Regions from separate parts of the Homo sapiens genome. Here region 1 is linked to region 2. The links are chromatin contacts, found by Hi-C or POLR2A ChIA-PET in ENCODE. All regions are on one chromosome and are shown on one strand. Each heading gives the region's core, a stretch centred on a gene start or an enhancer-like site at or near the end of the contact. The rest is flanking DNA. Distances are from core to core; before and after follow the strand shown. Region 1 overlaps PHACTR4 (phosphatase and actin regulator 4). Region 2 overlaps PTAFR (platelet activating factor receptor).

Region 1 (6,086 bases), core at 2,353-4,852, 280 kb before region 2:
GTAAGAGGAACCAGGACGGGTCCATCTTTCAATCTGATTTTTGGATGTTAGAACCGAGTCTCTCTTCTCTATTTGTTTCACCTCACTGTAGAAGGTCAGAAATGCATCCACTGTGCTGCCTCTGCTGCCCAAGTCCCACTCTCTCGTGAAGCCGCCATTTCCCCAGCCCAGCCACCACCTATGTATATATACTTATAAAAATGGCAGGCAACTGCAGCTACAGACCTCAATCTATGGTATGCATCACATCAGGCGATTCAACTTTTCCTTGTGTTTTCTCTTTTTTTCGTTTTCAACTTTTTCTTATAATGTCATGACTCTTCTCTGCTTCTTAAGAGCAATTCCAGTATCATTAGTGGCACGTGTTGTAGGTCCCGTGGTGTTATTCAAGATTTATGATATTGCACTAAGCTATGAAGAACTGCTCACTAGAAAATTAGCATCATACAGCATTTTAAGTGGATACTGGCAATACTTGAGCTCACTTCAATAGTAATAGGAGGTGGCTATGAAATTACAGCAGTACAGTATATGCTAGTTAATTTAATTCATTTTTATTTTTATTTATTTATTTTTTTGAGACAAAGTTTCATTCTTGTTGCCCAGGCTGGAGTGCAATGGCGTGATCTCGGCTCACCACAACCTCTGCCTCCTGGGTTCAAGCGATTCTCCTGCCTCAGCCTCCCAAGTAGCCGGGATTACAGGTACGCAAAACCACACCCGGCTAACTTTTGTATTTTTAGTAGAGATAGGGTTTCGCCATGTTGGCTAGGCTGGTCTCGAGCTCCTGACCTCAAGTGATCCACCCACCTTGGCCTCCCAAAGTGCTGGGATTACAGGCGTGAGCCACTGTGCCCGGACTTATTTTTATTTTTATTATTTGTTTGTATTTTTTATTTTTTGAGATGGAGTCTCACTCTGTCTCCCAGGCTGGAGTGCAGTGGTGTGATCTTGGCTCACTGCAACCTCCGCCTCCCAGGTTCAAGTGATTCTTCTGCCTTAGCCTCCTGAGTAGCTGGGACTATAGGCGTGTACCACCACGCCCAGCTAATCTTAGTAGAGATGAGGTTTCAACATGTTGGCCAGGCTGGTCTTGAACTCCAGATCTAAAGTGATCTACCCACCTTGGCCTCCCAGAGTGCTGGGATTACAGGCATGAGCCATTGTGCCCAGCCTCTTTTTAAAATTTTTGAGACAGCATCTCACTCTTGCCCAGGCTAGAGTGCAGTGGTGAGATGAGAGCTCACTGCAGCCTCCAACTCCTGGTGGGATCAAGTGATCCTCCCACCTCAGCTGTCTGAGTAGCTGGGACAACAGGCATGTGCCACCACACCTGGCTAATTTTTTAATTTTTTGTAGAGATGGGGTCTCACTATGTCGCCCAGGTCGACCTTGAACTCCTGGCCTCAAGTAATCCTCTTGCCTCAGATTCCCAAAGTGCTGGGATTACAGGCAAAAGCCACCACATCTGGTCTGCCTGTGAGTTTTTTTTTTCAAATTGTTGTAAATCTCCAAACAATCTGTCAATACATTTATTGAAAAACATCCACACATAAGAACCCACACAGTTGAAACCTGTGTTGTTTAAAGGTCAACTGTAATCTGGATTCTAAGAGTTCTTTTAAGTATATTCTCCTAGTTTGCCACAAGTAAAATATTGTGCTAAAGGAGCTAGAAACCAAATTTAATGAAGATCTAAATATGCCAGGTAAAAGTGTTTTAGCTGTATAATAAAGAGTTTTGAAGAATGCATAAATTTGCCAGGCATGGTGGCTCATGCTTTTAATCCTAGCACTCTGGGAGGTCGAGGTAGTGGGGATCACTTGAGCCCAGGAGTTTAAGATCAGCTTGAGCAACATAGGGAGACCCTGCCTCTACAAAAAAAAAAAATTAGCCAAGTGTGGTGCTTGCCTATAGTCTTAGCTACTTGGGAGGCTGGGGCAGGAGGATCCTTTGATCTGAGGAGGTTGAGGCTGTAGTGAGCTGTGATTGTGCCACTGCACTCCAGCCTGGGCAACAAGTGAGACCCTGTCTCAAAGAAAAAAATTAATGCATAAGTGCTTCATAGCAGTGGCTGATTAGATCTAATTAAGCCATTTATCTCTAAAACTGCTACAATAACACTGGGCAGGGCACAGTGATGCGCACCTGTTGTCCTAGTTACTCAGGAGGCTGAGGCAGGAAGATTGCTTGAGTCTAGGAGTTGAGGCTGTATTGTGATATGTATCATTGCACCTGTGAATAGCCACTGCACTCCAGCCTGGGCAACACAGCAATACCCTGTATCTAAAATTAAAAAAAAAAAAAATCCTGCTACAATAGTTCAAGCTTCAAGCTTCTTAGTATGAATTTCTGTTTGACAGGAGGATTCAATTGCAATGCTTAGAAACTGTAATAGAAACAAAGAGAAACTGACAGATGAATACATTACAGAACAAAGAGTAGGCTGGATGCAGTGGCTCACGCCTGTAATCCCAGCACATTGGAAGGCCAGGTGGGTGGATTGCTTAAACCCAGGAGTTCAAGACCAGCCTGGGCAACATACTGAGACATCATCTTTACAAAAATACAAAAATTAGGCTGGGTGCGGTGGCTCGTGCCTATAATCCTAGCATTTTGGGAGGCCGAGGTGGGCGGGTCACTTGAGGTCAGGAGTTGGAGACCAGCATGGCCAACATGAAACCCTGTTTCTACTAAAAATACAAAAAAAAAAAAAAAAAAAAGCTGGGTGTGGTGGTACATGCCTGTAGTTCCAGCTACTGGGGAGGCTGAGGCATGAGAATCTCTTGAACCCGGGAGGCAGAGGCTGCAGTGAGCTGAGACAACTCCACTGCACTCCAGCATGGGCCACAGAGCAAGACTCCCTCTCAAAAACAAAACAAAACGAAAACCACACACACACACACAACAATTGGCTGGGCGTGGTGGCATGCACCTGCAGTCCCAGATACTCGGTAGGCTAAGGCGAGGGAACTGCTTAAGCTCAGGTGGTTGAGGTTGCAGTGAGCTGTGATCATACCACTGTACTACAACCTGGGTGACAGAGGGAGAACCTGCCTCAAAACAAACAAACAAACAACCAAAAAAAACAAAAACAAAAAATATACTCAGGTATCCAGAAATCATCACTGTTTTTTAAAAAATTATATAAGTACACCCAAATTTGTTTTATACTAATAAAGGACTAAGAAAGATGGGCCTGAAACTGTTCATACGCCAATTCTGCACATAAATCTTTGTTCTCAGCATCTGATTTTATAAAATGCTCCCTCTAATTTCCAATTTGACAGAGAACATATAGGCATGCAGTCACATTTGGATAGACTGTTGTTTCTGTTTAAACTAGTTATGGCATTTTAAATGGCCTATGGCCCCATTCTGTTTTCTATGAGTGAAAAAAAAAAAAAAAGGTAGTTTTCCTTTGTTTGCCAGAAATCAGGGTGTAGGATGCTGGGTATAGTTTTACAATTGTGTGTTCCAAAGAAAACACCTTTTTCTTTGAGTCATGTAGCTACAGGCCATTAGGAAAGCACGTCACAGAGTTGACAGTCTTGGTGTTTTTTGGAGGGGGTGGAGGCTGGGAGTGGAAGATAACTAACCAAATTACAGTTTGGAGTTTCCTGTTTGAGTAGTACCCTGAAACCAGGCCTGGTATTTAAACTACTTACTCCCTCATTCAAGTTGTAGCACCTCACATATCATAGGCTTGTTTCTTACATCATTAATTATGCAGAGTTCTAGTAGTTTCTTCAACCACCATATTTTTCCTAGTAAATATTTAATTGAAGTTTTTAAGTGCAAGTGTAGTTGTTTCATATGAATTTCAGGGGTGATTTTTTTTTTTTTTATACAGAGTGTCACTCTGTCACCCTGGCTGGAGGGCAATGGCACGATCTCAGCTCACTGCAACCCCTGCCTCCTGGGTTCAAGGGATTCTCCTGTCTCAGCCTCCCAAGTAGCTGGGATTACAGGTGCCCACCACCACGCCTGGCTAACTTTTGTATTTTTAGTAGAGACAGGGTTTCACCATGTTGGCCAGGCTGGTCTCAAACTCCTGACCTCAGGTGATCCACCCACTTTGGCCTCCCAAAGTGCTGGGATTACAGGTGTGAGCCACAGCACTGGGCCATTGGCTGTGATTTTTAAATAAATGTATGATATTTATAAAAACCACTTAGCACCTTTCATCTTCGGATAAAGTATTCATTAACTATTTGCTATAGATACATATTATACCTGCATAACTTGATGGAGATATGAGATAAAACAGGATTAAACAATATGCCCTAGGTCAAAGATAATGTTAATTTTAGAATTAGATTTACAACCAATTATTTATTTTATTATACATATATATTTTTATTTTTTAGATATGGGGTATGTTACCCAGGCTAGAGTACAGTGGCTATTAATGGGCGCGATCATGGCACAGTGCAGCCTCAAACTCCTGGTCTCAAGCAATCCTGCTGCTTCAGCCTCTCAAGTCACTGGGGCTCTAGGGGTGCACCACTGCACCTGGCACAGCCAGTTGTTGTTGTTGTTGTTGTTTTGTTTTGAGACAGTGTCTCACTCTTTCACCCAGCTTGGAATACAATGGCATGATCATAACTCACTGCAACCTTGGACTCCTGGGCTCAAGCAATCTTCCTGCCTCAGCCTCTGAGAAGATAGAACTACAGGTGCAGACCACCTTATCTGGCTAATTTTTTTAGTAGAGATCAGGTTTCGCTATGTTGCCCAGGCTGGTCTCGAACTCCTGGTCTCAAGCAATCCTCCTGCCTCAGCCTCTCAAAGTGTGTGAGCTACCATGCCTTGTCCCCCCACCCCCGCCCCCCGCTTTACTTGACTTGGTAATAAGTAACAAAGTTATTGGATCTGTATGAACTCTCTGTATGTTTTACACCTTATCAGGTTTTTTTTTTTTTTTTTTTTTTTTGAGATGGAGTCTCGCTCTGTCGCCCAGGCTGGAGTGCAGTGGCACGATCTCGGCTCACTGCAAGCTCCACCTCCCGGGTTCACGCCATTCTCCTGCCTCAGCCTCCCAAGTAGCTGGGACTACAGGCGCCCACCACCATGCCCAGCTAATTTTTTTTTTTTTTTTTTTTTTTAAGTAGAGATGGGATTTCACTGTGTTAGCCAGGATGGTCTCGATCTCCTGACCTCATGATCCGCCCTCCTCGGCCTCCCACAGTGCTGGGATTACAGGCATAAGACACAGCGCCCGGCCACCTTATCAGGTTTCCTTTCCTTTCCTTTCCTTTCCTTTCCTTTTTCCTTTCCCCTTTCCTTTCCTTTCTTTTCTTTTCTTTTTTTTTGAAACAAAGTCTTGCTCTGTCACCCAGGCTGGAGTGCAATGGTGTGATCACCTGAGGTCAGGAGTTCCAGCCAGCCTGGCCAACAGTGATCTATCCGCTTCGACCTCCCAAAGTGCTAGGATTACAGGCATGAGCCACCGTGCCCAGCCTATTTGTCCAAAATTTTAATGTATGATTTTATTCAACAAGGTATACATACTTCACTGTGAAGAAGTACCAAATATCTTCATAATATAATGGTTTAGTCTGTTTTTAAGCCCACCTAGCTGGAAACAGATTTGCTATAAACAACCTTTTCACAGTATCAGAACATTGTAAACGTAGAACATTCATTTATGGTATTTACACTACTGTACTTATTCATTTTTGCCTTCTAAAAGAGGATTATTATTGGCTTTAAACAACTGTTTCAGAAAACTTCGGCAAAATTACAGAAAATAAACCTGCCACTAATGAACAAAGCAGGCTTTGTATAGAGAAGGCCCACAACTTCCTGTGGAAATATTGCATAGATCTGACCCTTGGGAATTAGAAAGAACTCGGTAAAGCCGTCAGGAGAAGATAGTCAGGTGGAAGGTCTCTCTCTGAACTTGCAGGTACAGTTATGTCTGAGATTCTACCTCTGGAAAAATAGTTTTCTGCCTATGATTGTATCAAGAAGTGAAGTTGCTTTACCACTGGCAACTTAATGTGCACACTGTTCTGACAAAAAATTCCAGGTTAAGGGTATGTTTTTATAGTGAAGGGCCAGAATATAAGCTATTCACTCAT
Region 2 (5,750 bases), core at 308-2,807:
GCTGGAGTGCAGTGGCACAATCTTGGCTCACTGCAGACTCTGCACCCCGGGTTCACGCCATTCTCCTGCCTCAGCCTCCCGAATAGCTGGGACTACAGGCGCCCACCACCTTGCCCAGCTAATTTTTTGTATTTTTAGTAGAGACAGGGTTTTACCGTGTTAGCCAGGATGGTCTCGATCTCCTGATCTTGTGATCCGCCCGCCTTGGCCTCCCAAAGTGCTGGGATTACAGGCGTGAGCCACCGCGCCGGGCCCTTATTTTTATTTTTAAGAGATAGGGTCTTGCTCTGTTGCCCAGGCTGGAGTGCAGTGGTATGATCATAGCTTACTGTAATGGACCCAAGTGATCCTGCAGCCTCAGCCTCCATAGTAGCTAGGACTGCAGGCATGTGCCACCATGCCTGGCTAATTTTTTTTTTAATTTTTAATTTTGTAGAGACAAAATTTGGTTATGTTGCTCAGGCTGGTCTTAAACTCCTGACCTCAAGCAATTCTCTTACCTCAGCCTCTCAAAGTGCTGGCATTATAGATGTGGGCCACCTTTCCAGCCTCAATGTTGATGCTATTCCCATTTTATAGATGAGGAAAGTGGGACTGGCCCCAGCGAATCTAAGAGCTGGGAGTGGCTAGAGCTGGGGTGTGAGAGTTTGGAAGCGAAGAGTGAGGGACACTGTGACTGTGTGTGTACAGAGGCTCACCTGTCTATTTAGTCAGTATTTCTCATGTGTTTGCTATGTAGGAGGCCCTGTGATGGGTATTGGTGATATGCCAGAAGCCTTGGCCCTTGGGAATTCCCAGTCCAAAAGGAGAGAGAAATCAACAGCTATGATAATGCAATGTGATAGATTGTTATGGGAACTTGAGGTGGAATTTCCAACTCTGTCTGGGGTAGGGAAGTAAGAGTAACAATAGCCAACATTCAATGAGCTCTCACTGTAGACCAGACCAGGCATCTTCTTTTTTTTTTTTTTTTGAGATGGAGTCTCGCTCTGTCGCCCAGACTCCAGTGCAATGGCGTCATCTTGGCTCACTGCAATCTCTGCCTCCTGGGTTCAAGTGATTCCCCTGCCTCGGCCTCCCGAGTAGCTGGGATTACAGGCATGCACCACCATGCCTGGTTAATTTTTGTATTTTTAGTAGAGATAGGGTTTCACCATGTTGGCTAGGCTGGTCTCGAACTCCTTACCTCAAGTGATCTGCCCGCCTTGGCCTCCCAAAGTGCTGGGATTACAGGTATGAGCCACTGCGCCCAGCCCTGATAAGGACTTTATACACATTATTTCATTGACTCTTCACACCACTCTGGAGAGGTATGTGCCTGGGTATTATCAGCTCCATTTTCAGTGAGGGACCTGAGAATCAGAGGGAGGACATGCTTGGCTGTGGTTCTGTGGTAGGAAGTGAGAGAGGTAAGATCTGAACCCAGGTTTGTCTGACTACAGAGTCTGACTCCAGAGTCTGTGCTCTTAACCACTGTTCTCTAAATACTGTACATCCTTTATTTCGCTTGATGAAAGAGATGTGGTTTACAAATGAGGCCCGAAGGCGGCAAGCAGTTTTACCAAAGGTTGCATAGCTTTTAAGTCATAAACTGAGTCATATGACTCTAACTTAAAAATACACAATGTACTTTCAAATTTGTCGTCTCTTAGGCCCATTGATTTTTTTTTTTTTTTTACTGTGGTGAAAACCGTAACATAAATTTACTCTCTTAGCATGCATTTTGAAAAATTTATTTTATAGAGACTGGGGTGTTGCTATGTTGTCCAGACTGGTCTCAAACTCCTGGGCTCAAGTGATCCACTCATTTTGGCCTCCCAAAGTGCTGGAATTACAGGCCACGTAATTCCAGCCATGTGCCTGGTCCCTGTTAACATTTTTAAAGTGTATAGTTCAGTCATGCTACCTATATTCACATTGTTGTATAATAGATCTCTAGAATGTTTTCTTTTCTTTTCTTTTCTTTTTTTAAATCCTGCGAGTGCCAATAGAATGTTTTCAACTTGGCTGGGCGCAGTGGCTCATGCTGGTAATCCCAGCACTTTGGGAGGTCAATGAGGGTGGATCGCTTGAGGTCAGGAGTTCGAGACTATCCTGGTCAACATGTTGAAACCCCGTCTCTACCAAAAATACAAAATTAGCTGGGTGTGGTGGTGCATGCCTGTAATCCCAGCTACTCGGGAGGCTGAGGCAGGAGAATCGCTTGAACCCAGGAGGCGGAGGTTGTGGTGAACCAATATCATGCCACAGCACTCCAGCCTGGGTGACAGAGTGAGACTTCATTTCAAACAAACAAACAAAAAAGAATGTTTTCATCTTGCATGACTGAAACTCTACATCTGTTGAACATCTCTCTATTTTCCCCTCCTCCCAGCCCCTGGCAACCACCGTTCTACTTTTGGTTCTATGCGTTTGATTACTTTAAATGTCTCATATAATAAGTGGAATCATATAGTATTTGTCTTCCTGTGAGCTGGCTTATTTCACTTAGCAGAAATGTCTTCAAGATTCATCCATGTTGTAACATGTGTCAGAATTTTCTTCCTTTGTAAGGCTGAGTAATATTCCATTGTATGTATATACCACATTTTGCTTATCCATTCATCTGTCCATGGACATGTTAGGTGTTTCCACGCTTGATGATTGTGAATAATGTTGCTATGAATATGAATGTGCAAATGTCTTTTCAAGATCCTGTTTTCTGCCGGGCGCGGTGGCTCACGCCTGTAATCCCAGCACTTTGGGTGGCCGAGGAGGGCGGATCACGAGGTCAGCAGATTGAGACCATCCTGGCTAACACGGTGAAACCCCTTCTCTACTAAAAATACAAAAAAAAAAAAAAAAAAATTAGCCGGGTGTGGTGGCGGGCACCTGTAGTCCCAGCTACTCGGGAGACTGAGGCGGGAGAATGGCGTGAACCCGGGAGGCGGAGCTTGCAGCGAGCCGAGATTGCGCCACTGCACTCCAGCCTGCGCTACAGAGCGAGACTCCATCTCAAAAAAAAAAAAAAAAAAAAAAAAAAGATCTGGTTTTCAGTTGGGCGTGGTGGTTCATCCCTGTAATCCCAGCACTTTGAGAGGCCAAGGTGGGCGGATCACTTGAGGTCAGGCGTTAGAGACCAGCTTGGCCAACATGGCGAAACCTCGTCTCTACTAAACGTACAAAAATTAGCCGGGCGAGGTGGCGGGTGCCTGTAGTCCCAGCTACTAGGGAGGCTGAGAACCGCTTGAACGCGGGAGGCGGAGGTTGCAGTGAACCAAGATCGTGCCACTGCACTCCAGCCTGGGCGACAGAGTAAGGCTCCATCTCAAAAAAAAAAAAAAAAAAAAAAAAAAAAAATCCCGTTTTCAGTTCTTTTGAATATATAGTATACCCAGAGCGGAACTGTTGGGTCATATAATCATTCTAATTTTAGTTTTTTGAGGAGCTTCTATACTCTTTTCCATAGTGGCTGCACCGTTTTGGAATCCCACGAACACTATGCGAAAGTTCCAATTTCTCACATCCTTGCTGACACATTTCTGTTTTACTGATAGTGGCCATTCCAGTGGGTTTGAGGTGATATTGCATTATGGTTTCAATTTGCATTTCTCTGATGATCAGTGATATTGAGCCATCTTTTCACATGTTTATGGTCATTGGTATATCGTCTTTGGAGAAATGTCTATTCAGGTTCTTTGCCCATTTTTTAAATTGAATTTTTTGTTATTGTTGTTACTGAGTTGTAGGAGTTCTGCATATTAACCCCTTATCTGATATCTGGTTCCATCCGAAAGGTTGCCTTTTCTCCCATCCACAGGTTGCCTTTCCACTCTGCTGATTGTTTTCCTTTGCTTCATGGAGATTATTTAAAGTTTGCCAAAAAATAGTTTATTTGTGCTTTCGTTGCCTGTGCTTTTGGTGTCATATCCAGGAAATTATGACCCATTCCAATGTCATGAGGCTTTTTATTGTTTTTAATGTAAATAACTAATTAATTAATTTTTTTGTTGTTTAGAGACAGAGTCTCCCTCTGTTGCCTAGGCTGGAGTACAGTGGCATGATCATAGCTCACTTCAGCCTTGAGCTCCTGGGCTCAAGGTATCCTCCTGTCTCAGCCTCTGAATAGCTGAGACTACAGGTGCATGCCATCGTGCTCAGCTAATTTTTTAAATTTTGTGTAGAAACAAGATCTTGCTACGTTGCCCAGGCTGATCCCAAACTCCTGGCTTCAAGCAATCCTCCTACCTAGGCCTCTCAAAGTTCTGGGATTACAGGCATGAGCCACTGTATCTGGCCTGTTGTGAAGCTTTTTTTTTTTTTGAGATGGAGTCTTGCTCTGTTTCCCAGGCTGGAGTGCAATGGCACGATCTTGGCTCACTGCAACCTCCGCCTCCCTGGTCCAAGTGATTCTCGTGCCTCAGCCTCCCGAGTAGCTGGGATTACAGGCACCCGCCATCATGCCTGGCTACTTTTTGTATTTTTGTAGAGACGGGATTTCACCATGTTGGCCAGGCTGGTCTTCAACTCCTGACCTCAGGTGATCTGCCCACCTTAGCCCCACAAAGTGCTGGGATTACAGGCGTGAACCACCACACCCCGCCAAGAAGCTTTTATCCTATGTTTTCTTTGAGGAGTTTTATAGTTTCAGGTCTTATGTTTAGGTCTTTAATCCATTTTAAGTTAATTTTTGTATAATATATGGTGTAAGATAAGAGCCCATCTTCATTCTTCTGCATGTGGATATCCATCTTTCCCAGCACTTTTCGTTGAAGGGACTATTCTTTCCCCATTGTGTAATCATGGTCCTCTTGTCAAAGATTATTTGACTATGTATGTGAGGGTTTATTTTGGGTCTCTCTATTCTGTCCCATTGATCTATGTGTCTGTCTTTATGCCAGTCCAAACCATTTTGATTATTGTAGCTTTGTAATATGTTTTGAAATCAGGAGTTGTCTTTCAGTTTTGTTCTTCTTTCTCAAGATTGTTTTGACTATTTGTTGTCCTTTGAGGTTTCATATGAATTTTACAATTTTTAAAAAATTTCTGTAAAAATTACACTGGGATTTTGGTAGAATGGCATTGAACCTGTAGATCACTTTGGGTGGTATGGACATTTTAATAATATTAAGTCTTCCAATCCATGAACTTGGGATGTCTTTCCATTTATTTGTGTCATCTTCAATTTCTTTCAGCAATTTTTTTTTTTCCTAGACAGAGTCTCGCTCTGTCACCCAGGCTGGAGTGCAGTGGCACGATCTCGGCTCACTGTAAGCTCCGCCTCCTGGGTTCATGCCATTCTCCTGCCTCAGCCTCCCGAGTAGCTGGGACTACAGGCGCCTGCCACCACGCCTGGCTAATTTTTTGTATTTTTAGTAGAGACGGGGTTTCACTGTGTTAGCCAGGATGGTCTCGATCTCCTGACCTCGTGATCCGCCTGTCTCGGCCTCTCAAAGTGCTGGGATTACAGGCGTGAGGCACCGCGCCTGACCTTCAGCAATGTTTTGTAGTTTTCAATGTACAAGTCTTTTGCCTCCTTGGTTAAGTTTGTTTCTTTTTTTTTTTTCCTTTTTTTTTTTTTTTTTTTTTTGAGACAGAGTCTTGCTCTGTCGCCCAGGCTGGAGTGCAGTGGCATGATCTTGGCTCACTGCAGCCTCCGCCTCCCGGTTCAAGTGATTCTCCTGGCTCAGCCTCCTGAGTAGCTGGGACTACAGGCATGCGCCACCACGCCCAGCTAATTTTTGTATTTTTAGTAGAGATGGGGTTTCACC

What was found. A loop is a pair of places that touch in the nucleus more often than their neighbours do. ChIA-PET counts read pairs that join two places held with the same protein, here RNA polymerase II (POLR2A). Pooled maps may share reads with other maps.
Region 1: a pooled map shows a loop between it and region 2 (6-fold over the local background). The contact joins two enhancer-like sites. A Hi-C loop is called at or near these places in 2 of 50 pooled maps. POLR2A ChIA-PET finds 5 or more read pairs at or near these places in 2 of 52 experiments (OCI-LY7 and WTC11).

The regions. Positions count from the first base shown.
Region 1 is chr1:28,447,612-28,453,697 of GRCh38, reverse strand. The region is part of intron 2 of PHACTR4 (phosphatase and actin regulator 4); the gene reads right to left. Among named protein-coding and RNA genes, the nearest start is that of SNHG3, 55 kb to the left of the region's middle. RefSeq lists a silencer at 2,876-2,925. Within about 2 kb of position 3,602, at least 5 of the 41 ENCODE cell types and tissues checked have a DNase peak (open chromatin) inside an H3K27ac peak, as active enhancers do.
Region 2 is chr1:28,165,223-28,170,972 of GRCh38, reverse strand. The region is part of intron 1 of PTAFR (platelet activating factor receptor); the gene reads left to right. Among named protein-coding and RNA genes, the nearest start is that of PTAFR, 8.6 kb to the left of the region's middle. Within about 2 kb of position 1,557, at least 4 of the 41 ENCODE cell types and tissues checked have a DNase peak (open chromatin) inside an H3K27ac peak, as active enhancers do.